Regions from separate parts of the Homo sapiens genome. Here region 2 is linked to region 1. A link is an interaction called in ENCODE POLR2A ChIA-PET data of the cell type or tissue named here. Cell type or tissue: A673. All regions are shown on one strand. Each heading gives the region's core, and the rest is flanking DNA. Links, peaks and the distances in the headings are about the cores only.

Evidence for each region. ChIA-PET counts read pairs that join two places held together with the same protein. Peaks named below come from ENCODE experiments on the same cell type or tissue, not always from the same donor. Only the 100,000 strongest peaks of a DNase experiment are listed, where the experiment ranks them.
Region 2: POLR2A ChIA-PET joins it to region 1 with 5 read pairs; 2 of 35 experiments call an interaction of 5 or more read pairs at or near these places.

What each region holds. Positions count from the first base shown.
Region 1 is chr7:45,040,965-45,045,351 of GRCh38, reverse strand. The region is part of intron 2 of CCM2 (CCM2 scaffold protein); the gene reads right to left. Among named protein-coding and RNA genes, the nearest start is that of CCM2, 43 kb to the right of the region's middle. In A673, for the core only: no CTCF peak of the experiment used is centred there; no DNase peak of the experiment used is centred there.
Region 2 is chr7:44,759,410-44,763,796 of GRCh38, reverse strand. ZMIZ2 (zinc finger MIZ-type containing 2) reads right to left here. Exons shown (of 19, transcript NM_031449.4): 7 at 4,337-4,387; 8 at 3,569-3,646; 9 at 3,204-3,372; 10 at 2,204-2,348; 11 at 1,892-2,102; 12 at 811-916; 13 at 384-541. Among named protein-coding and RNA genes, the nearest start is that of ZMIZ2, 13 kb to the right of the region's middle. In A673, for the core only: no CTCF peak of the experiment used is centred there; a DNase peak (open chromatin) is centred at 1,836.

The DNA.
Region 1 (4,387 bases), core at 68-4,067:
TATGGTATTATTAAGCAATTCATCTAACTTCCCATTTATGGAAATCAATACAAAAGTTCCAAGGTGATTCAAGTTCCCATGCACAATAGCAGGGCCTGAATGGAAACCAGGCGCTGATTTTTCAACTGAAACTGCACAAACTACTCTAAAGAAATTGCTCTATCAGCTGTCACTTCTAGCTGCACCTAGCAGCTATAACGATAGTGGAGCAAGTGTTCAACATATATTTGTTGAATAAGTTAATGTCAGATAGAAAGAAAAGGCTAGACATATGTAAAGGTATCTGATAAGATACAAATATTGATACAGCAAGAACACAAAGACAGGCCACAAATAATTTCACCAATTTCTATTATACCTTCAGAACAGCACTATCCAAACTAGTTTTGTAAAACCAAGAGGCTTTTCTAGTCATCTTGGGGATCGGTTAGAGTTTAGTTATGAAATCTTCAAAACAAAATTTTAATAACTTTTGAATTAAAAATCATATTATAGGGTATACTTAAGAGGTCTAAGGAAGGAAGGAAGGAAAATAAGAATCACTGTAACAATCACAAAGTATTATGGTTCTAGGAAAATTTGGAAATAATTATATTCTCCATAGTAATTTGCCATATGAGGTCACTAATGTCTCTTCCCTACCTCTAGAAAATGGTAATTCTCTCCATAAACTAGTAAAAAATGTTTGGTGGTTCTGTGATATAGTCTAATTCTACTGAACATAAAAAGACAGCCCAGTCAAATTGGGCTAAATCTTGAGGACCAGAAGTGTAGTTTATGCTGTAAGGAAGTCAAGAGTCAAGATGGGGAACTTACAGCAATTGGGGTTTCCCTCCTTTGAATCTCATCCTGGAGATGCCTCAGAAGCAAGTGGGCTATAGATGGAACTCAGAACGTAATATAAAAACTACAGCTGGGCCAGACGTGGTGGCTTACACCTGTAATCCCAGCACCTTTGGAGGCCGAGGCGGGAGGATCACAAGGTCAGGAGATCGAGACCATCCTGACCAACACGGTGAAACCCCATCTCTACTAAAAATACAAAAAAAGATTAGCTGGGCGTGGTGGCAGGCTTCTGCAGTCCCAGCCACTCGGGAGGCTGAAGCAGGAGAACAGCGTGAACCCGGGAGGCGGAGCTTGCAGTGAGCGGAGCCTGCACCACTGCACTCCAGCCTGGGCGACAGAGCGAGACTCCATCCCAAAACGAAACAAAACAAAACAAAAAAACTATAGCTGATATTCTGGAGGGAATGGAAAAAATAAAGACAGATCTGTGGAACACAGACCTCAAGCACTGGAAAGGCAAGATCACAAACTAAACAACTAATTCTGGAGGGAGAAGAACTGATAAGCCAGAGAAAACAAGAATTTACAATAATCCTAATAAATATTCTCAAGGGCATGTAGGAGGGCACTGGAAACAAATAGGGACAAGGAGTTATAAAAAAGGACCAATCAGATATAGTAGAAACAAACAATTTAATTCAGGGTTGAATGAATACAGTTGAGGAATGAATTCATAAGACGGAGAGTGGTTTGAAACATTCCCAGAAGGCATTGGGAAGAGTAAAGAATAGGAAAAATGAGAGAAAAATGAAAGGGCATGAAAAATAAAATAAATATCAATATGTGATTAATGGGAGCCCTAGAAGGAAAGAAAAAAATAAAGTTAAATATTTGAAGAAATGTTAATTAAAATTTCTCCACAATTTTTTTTTTTTTTGGGATGGAGTCTCACCCCATCACCCAGGCTGGAGTGCAGTGGCACAATCCCAGCTCACTGCAACCTCCGCCTCCTTGGGTTCAAGTGATTCTCCTGCCAATGGATTACATTTTCAAGTATCAAACCAGCCTTGCATCCTCAGAACAAACTCCACTTGTTCACGGTGTATAATTTTTTTGTTGTTTATTCTCACAGCCACAGTAGGTATAATTTTTTCTATATTGCTGAATATGTTACCTAATAGTTTCCTGAGGAATTTTATGTTTGTATTGGTGTCTGTTATTTCTTTTAATTTTGCACTGTTTTTTGTCTGGTTTGGTATCAGGGCAATACTGCCCTTACAAAATGAGTCAGAAAATATTCCAAGTGCAGTGGTTCATGCCTATAATTCCAGGACTTTGGGAGGCTGAGGTGGGAGGACTGCTTGAGTCTAGGAGTTCAAGACAGCCTGGTCAACACAGTGAGACCTCATCTCTACAAAATAAAAAATTAGCTGGGCATGGTGGCAGGCACCTGTAGTCTCAGCTACTCAGGAGGCTAAGGTGGGAGGGCTGCTTGAGCTTGGAAGGTCGAGGCTGCAGTGAACCATGATCATGCCACTGCACTCTAACATGGGCAACAGAGACAGACCCTATCTCAAGGAAAAAAAAAAAAAAAAAAGAAGAAGAAGAGAAGAGAAAGCAGAGAAGAGAAGAGAGAACAGAAGAGTTCCCTCCCTTTCTGTTTTTCTGGAAGAGTATGTAGAATTGACATTAATTCTTTAAATGTTTGATAGAATTCTCCAGTGAAACCATTTGGGCCTAAAGACTTTTTTTAATGGGAGTTTTCAAATTAGATACTGAATTTCTTTAATAATTATAGGGGTATTCAAATGATCTATTTCATATTGGATGACTGTGGGAGGAGTTTGTGCTTTTCAAGGAATTGGTCTATTTTTTGGCCCACTGTGTGTGGAGTTGCTTGTGTTCTCTCATTATCCTTTTGATTCTCAGGGTCTCTCAGAACTTGAAGAATGTTGTGCCACTGGTCCTCATTATGTGTAACAAGAAATCTGCTTTCTGTTTTCCCCTATGAGTAAAGTGTTTCTTTCTTGCCACTTTCAAGATTTTTTGTTGTTGTTGTCTTTACTTTTCAGAAATTCTACTATGATGGGCTTTAGTAGTGGATTTATCTTGTTTGGCGTTTGCTCAGCTTTCTGAATCTTTTAAGTTTGTCCTTTGCCAAACGTTTCAACCCATAAGATCTTTGAAAAGTTTTTCAGCCCTTCCCTCTTTCTCCTCTCTTTTCAGGACTTCAACAATACAAATGCTAGAAAATTTAACCTAGGCCCTCAGAAGGGAAGGGAACGGCACCTTTTTTTTTTGAGATGGAATCTCGCTCTGTTACCCAGGCTGGAGTGCAGTGGTGAGATCTCAGCTCACTGCAATCTCCATCTTCCGGAGTCAAGCAATACTCCTGCCTCAGCCTCCTGAGATTACAGGCGTGTGCCACCACAACTGGCTAATTTTTGTATTTCTAGTAGAGATGGGGTTTCACCATGTTGGTCAGGCTGGTCTTGAACTCCTGACCTCGTGATCCGTCCGCCTCAGTCTCCCAAAGTACTGGGATTACAGGCATGGGCCACGGCGCTCGACAACACCACCTTTACCACCAAGTAGGGGTCAAAGGTCAGATTCCCTACTTGGCCTCCTGCGTGGAGGGCTCCTTCCTCGTTACTGCTGGGTATGATAAGAGTTCTGGTTCCCCATGTGGCTTCCACTGATTCTTCCCTGGTTGGAAGGAATAGGAGGGCCTCATTACTGCCCCACCCAATGTGGTCTCCACTAACACTCCAGAACCACACAAGGTTCCTTAGGGGTTTGTTACTGCCCAACAGGGATAAAAGTCCATGGTCCCTATTCAACTTTCTCTGGAGGAGTAAGTGGCCCTCACTTAGCCTCTGGTAGCAGGCACAGAGGTAGGACCACAGTCCTTTCTATCATGTTTGGTTTGCACTGAGCAGTTGTCTAAATATTCTCTGTTTTGTGCTAGGCTGCCCCTTTCCTGGTCCTTTGGTCAGAAGGAGCTGGCTTTGGCAGGGGGTTCTGTCTGTACCTGTTGGTGTTTCTGGGCTGCCAGTTTCTTCGGCTCATAGTCTGGGCTACATGAGGCAAAAAGACAACCTGAAGAAATCACTACTGGGTCATTTTCTGGGTCCTGGGTGGTCTGCGTTCTCTTTACCTTTCAGAGTGTTCTTACGTTATTGCATATAGTGTCCAAGGATTTTAGATTTTAGATGCACTTAACTAGAAGAACAGGGAAAAGAATGTCTACTTCATCTTCCCAGAAACAGGAGTTTCCAACATTTAAGTTTTCATTTTTAATGATTTATTATCAATTCCTCCACACCTCTATTTGCTTTGTTTCTATGTACTATTCTATTTCTTCAGCAACTTCTCAATACATTATTCTACCCAAACATATAGTCTATACTTACTTATCCCAGAGCTTCTGTGGCCTGTTTCTTAGATTAATTTCCTGGGACTTCACTTTCCTGTCATCCTGGGAATTATCTTTGTTCCTTTCCCTGGCAGACCCCTTGGGCTATGAATCCGTGTCTTCCTATTCTTGGTTTGCCCTTGTGTTTTGTTTTGTTTTTGAAGACCGCGTCTCACGCTGTCGCCT
Region 2 (4,387 bases), core at 266-4,265, 280 kb after region 1:
CTATGTAACCACAGAGACAGTGGGCTGTGCATCTACTTGTTCATACCCAGAGTATTTCTGCAAAGACAGATGCTAACGATGGTCACCCTTGGGGGTAGGGCAGGAAGACTGGACCCTGCAATCTTATGCCTTTCAAAACTTGAACCCATGAATGAAGCAGGCAGTAAAAAAGTTAGTAAAATGACAATTATATTTGGAAGAAAAAATAGCCTAGTCTTGGGGGAGCCAGGCCCACCTGCCTCCTTGGCGTGGGAGGCCTGTCCTGTCAGCCTGACAGCCAAGGCACTCGGAGTTCACGTCTGTCCAGAGAATGACACTGATGTATCGACTCAAGATATTTTAGCAGCAGCAAATTCCGGCAAGACTCTGCAGTAACCACCTACCTGTATGTGGCGACAGTCATGACCTCGGGCAGGGAGCTGGATCCTGCGGAAGGTGATGGGGCACTTCAGGGACACCTTGATAGCTGTCTGCTCCACCCCGTCCTCTCCGTTGGGCCCAGGGGTGCCAGGGATGGTGCCGCTGCTGAAGTTCCGCTTTACTGACATCAACAAGGTAAAGGACTTGAGTAAAGGGTCCCCAAGATGGGGAGGTGTGAATGGGGATGCCAACGAGGCAGGGACCCAGTCACTGACCCACTGACAGCTCTGAGGGGCCACCTGGAACTAACCACTGCCCCTACTGCAGAGCCACCTGTCCAAGGAGAAGGCCTGGTGTGACACGAGGAGGTGCCCACAAGGAGGATTGTTGGGCTTGGGCCACACAGAATGGGGATGGCTGCCTGGCAGCTGAGGGGCAGGAGCCACTCACTCTTGGTGATGCAGTGCTCAGCAGGCAGGAGGCGCTTTTTGAGGAGGCCCTGCAGCACCGAGCGGACGGATGGGCGGTGCACTAGCTGCAGCACGAAGAGGTGGGACTGCAATACAACGGGAGGATGTCATCAGGGGGACTTGGGCCAGGGGCCACCCTGGCCAGGTAAAGGGTGTGCTGGGGGTTGTGTGTCAGGGGCTGCCAGGTGGGGGAGGGACAAGGCTGAGGGCAGGGTGAGCTGGGGGTGGGGATTCAGCCAACAAAACTCCTCAGTGGCTTGGCCCCATCCAGCTGCCTTTCCTGGCCTCAGCGCCCTGCCCACGCTTGTATCCATCTCTACAGCTGTGCTGGGCATCCTGCCGGTCTAACCATTGCCTAGTCACCACTTCTCCATGAAGAGAATCACCTCAAGTCCCCTTGAACGTTCCCCCTGCTCGCACATCCACAGTCACAGATGCTGGGTCTGTGTTGACATCTGCCACATCCCAGACAATGTGGTGTGTGGCCAACCCGTCCCCAAGGCCCTCATGCCCAGGCTGACTAGTGCACTCATAAGCCATGTCTTTCTTCTCTAGCCCAAGGGTGACCCTGATGCTTGCTAGAACCGGTAATGCTTGATCAGCCGGGGACTCCGAGCTCCATGAGCTTTCTGCATATCCTGGTTTCTCTTACATAATTAATGTGAGCATCAAATCTAGTCAATTTACTCTAACTGGAAAACAGCTAGGGTATATTACTGGATCGCTTTCTTAAAGGGCAAGGATGACAGATTAAAATAGAAATACAAGGCAGTAACAAAGAGAAGCAACGCATTTTTCTGAAATAATAAAGCCCCCACGTCCTGCTCTCCACCCTGCAAGGGGGCACACATGCTACAGCAGGCGGTGGACAGCAAAACAGCAGACGGCGGCATGATCTGATGGTGCTGCAGGCCGGCCCGCCCATGTCCTGGCTCCGCTCCCACTGCGCCGCTGGGCCAGGCCCCGCCCACACCCCGCCCCACCCCACGGCACCGCTGGGCCAGGCCCCACCACACCCCGCCCCACGCCACAGCACCGCCCCCTCGGCGCAGGACACGCACGCAGCAGCAGGCGGTGACGGTGATCTGGATGGTGTTGCGGCCTGGCTGGCACACATGCTTCAGGTAGAGTGGCTTGTGCGAGGTCTTGTTGTCGCCACGCTCGATGGTGAGCGGCGTGGCATTGACGCTGACCTGCACCGAGGCTGGCCAGTTGGTGTTCATCTGCCGGTCCTCGTGGTGGTAGCACTTGAATTGCAGCTCCAGGTCAGGCCTGCTCAGGAAGATGGGTGGACACCCAGAAAACGGGCCCTGAGAGTGTGGGAGGAGGAACAGAGCCTCGTGGGGGTCAGGTGGGGGCCAGGCGGAGCTCACCTCATTATCAGGGTCTTGTAGACTGAGTCTCGCAGCTGGAAGACATGGTTGCTTACAGCCAGGTTGTGCTGCAGGCGGAAGGGCTCCAGGACCACCCCATCGCGCACAGGGAAGGTCAGCCGCAACTCGTCACAAGGCCCGCTTCCTGGGAGCAGAGGCCACTGGCTGTGAGCTGGGTTGCCCCAGCCAGAGCGTCTTGTGTCACTCAAGGAGGGCAGCGGCTCCCCAGCCACCTTCCCCGCAGGGACCTTGGTGAAGGGAGCCCCTCCTGTCAGGCACTGCTTGGCAGGCCTGAGTGGTGCCCTGGGGCTGGGGCCATGGGCAGCATCTCTCCTGAGGCCTGGGCATTCGGTCGTGATGTTCTGTCTTGCCTCCTGCCTCAGCAGTCCAGCCCAGTGTCCCCTAAACCATAATAGGGGAACATGTCCCCAGCCCAGACAAAAGGTGTTTCCAGTGCTTTCAGAGAGACTGGGAGGCCAAGGTGTGTGAGAGCCTCCTGCAATTGCCCTATAGCTCTGTTTAGAGTTCTACGATCCCAACTTCTGCTGCTGTGGTCTCCCTGGAATGGGCTTCCGGGGTTCATAAATCCCCTGAAATTATATACAACATTTTGTGCACAGGGGAGAGAAGAGCCACAGCCTCCTTTGCAAAGAAAGCCACAAACAGAACAAAAAGGTGAAGGCTTGGCACTAAGCGACTTGTCTTTAAGAAGATGGAATCCTTGGCCTTTTTTTTTTTTTTTTTTAAGACAGGGTCTTGCTTTGGGACCCAGGTTGAAGTGCAGTGGCAAGATCACACTCACGGTAACCTTGAACTCTTGTGCTCAGCCTCCGAAGGTGCTGGGATTACAAGTGTGAGCCACCACACCCAGCCCTTTTCTTAGGGATATGGCAGCCATCCCCTGTCCCCCAAGCTCCTACAGGACTCTCTGGAGTCCTGTGATTCCCCCATGCCCACCCTGGCCTTGTCACCCCGCTGTCCCAAGAGTGGACAGACTTACCAGAGGGCGATGAGTGCAAGGAGTTGAGGTTGGGCTTGAGATCAGGCAAGAAGGGAGACTTGACCTCTTGGTTTGGTGACATGTAAGGGACGCTGCTGCTTGGGGTCATGGGTGGCGTGGGGTTCCCTGGCAGTGGGGAACTGGGATAGCCCGGGATGGAACGGGTAGGCTGTAGGGTTGAGCACAAACAGTCAAGGCAGATTGCCAGGGTGGATGGGAGTGGAGTCTGTTCACGGCGCACCCACTGGGAACCATGATAACAGAGGTGGACAGGAGGCGGCCCCAGGGGTGCCTGCCCGGTCGCCCTCTCTCCATATGCCCACCCTGTGAGCCTCCCGGCCCATCCTCCCGGCCAGGCCCCCTACCCCACTCAGGCCAGGTTGGCTGTAGCTGACGCTGCCCCCGTTGAAGCTGGCGCCCTGCCCGTTGAACTGCTCTGTGGGCTGCGGGAGAGAAAACTGCATGCACCTGGGGCTCCAACCTGACCCCTGCCGGGCCCCCTGGACCTGACCCTAGAAGCCCACCATACACGGTCTTCTTTACACTCTCTTGTATTTTCCAAATAATCTACAAGTAACACTACTTAAAGCAATCATAGCCACAGAGGAAAATGATCAAACAGGTTGGAGGGGCTGAAAAGACAAAAGCACGCTAAGCCCTCCTCCTCTCCTCCCCCAAGCTGCACCACCCGGCGCACCCAGGCTCCCAGGGAGGTAGGCTCTGCCCATGCACCCAGAAAGGGTACATGGCCAGCAGCGAGGGCCTGTCCTCTCAATGGATTTCTCTGCAGCAAGTAGAAGGAATGACACTTTTCCATAAAGAACATTCAAATGTTTTGGGTACCCACCTGCTGCTCCCTGCACAGGATACCCCTGAGATATATGAATCTTGTAGAGGGTCCTTTCGGAACTGGATCCCAAACCCCAGGAGCTGCTCCTGCACTGGTCAGAATGCCCCCACCCCCCACCCCCCATCTCCTGTAGAGCTGTGGTCCATGAGCACACATGGACCTACACATCCTGCTGGCCCCTTTAGCCACCCTGTCGCTCTCGAGGACAGGACTGCCCCAAGGTCCCCTGTCCCACAGCACTCAGCACGGAGCCCGGCACAGGGCCTGGAGGAGCCTGCCCTACCTTATAATGCAGTCCCGTGGGGCCAGGCACGGACAGGGACTGGGTCATGCC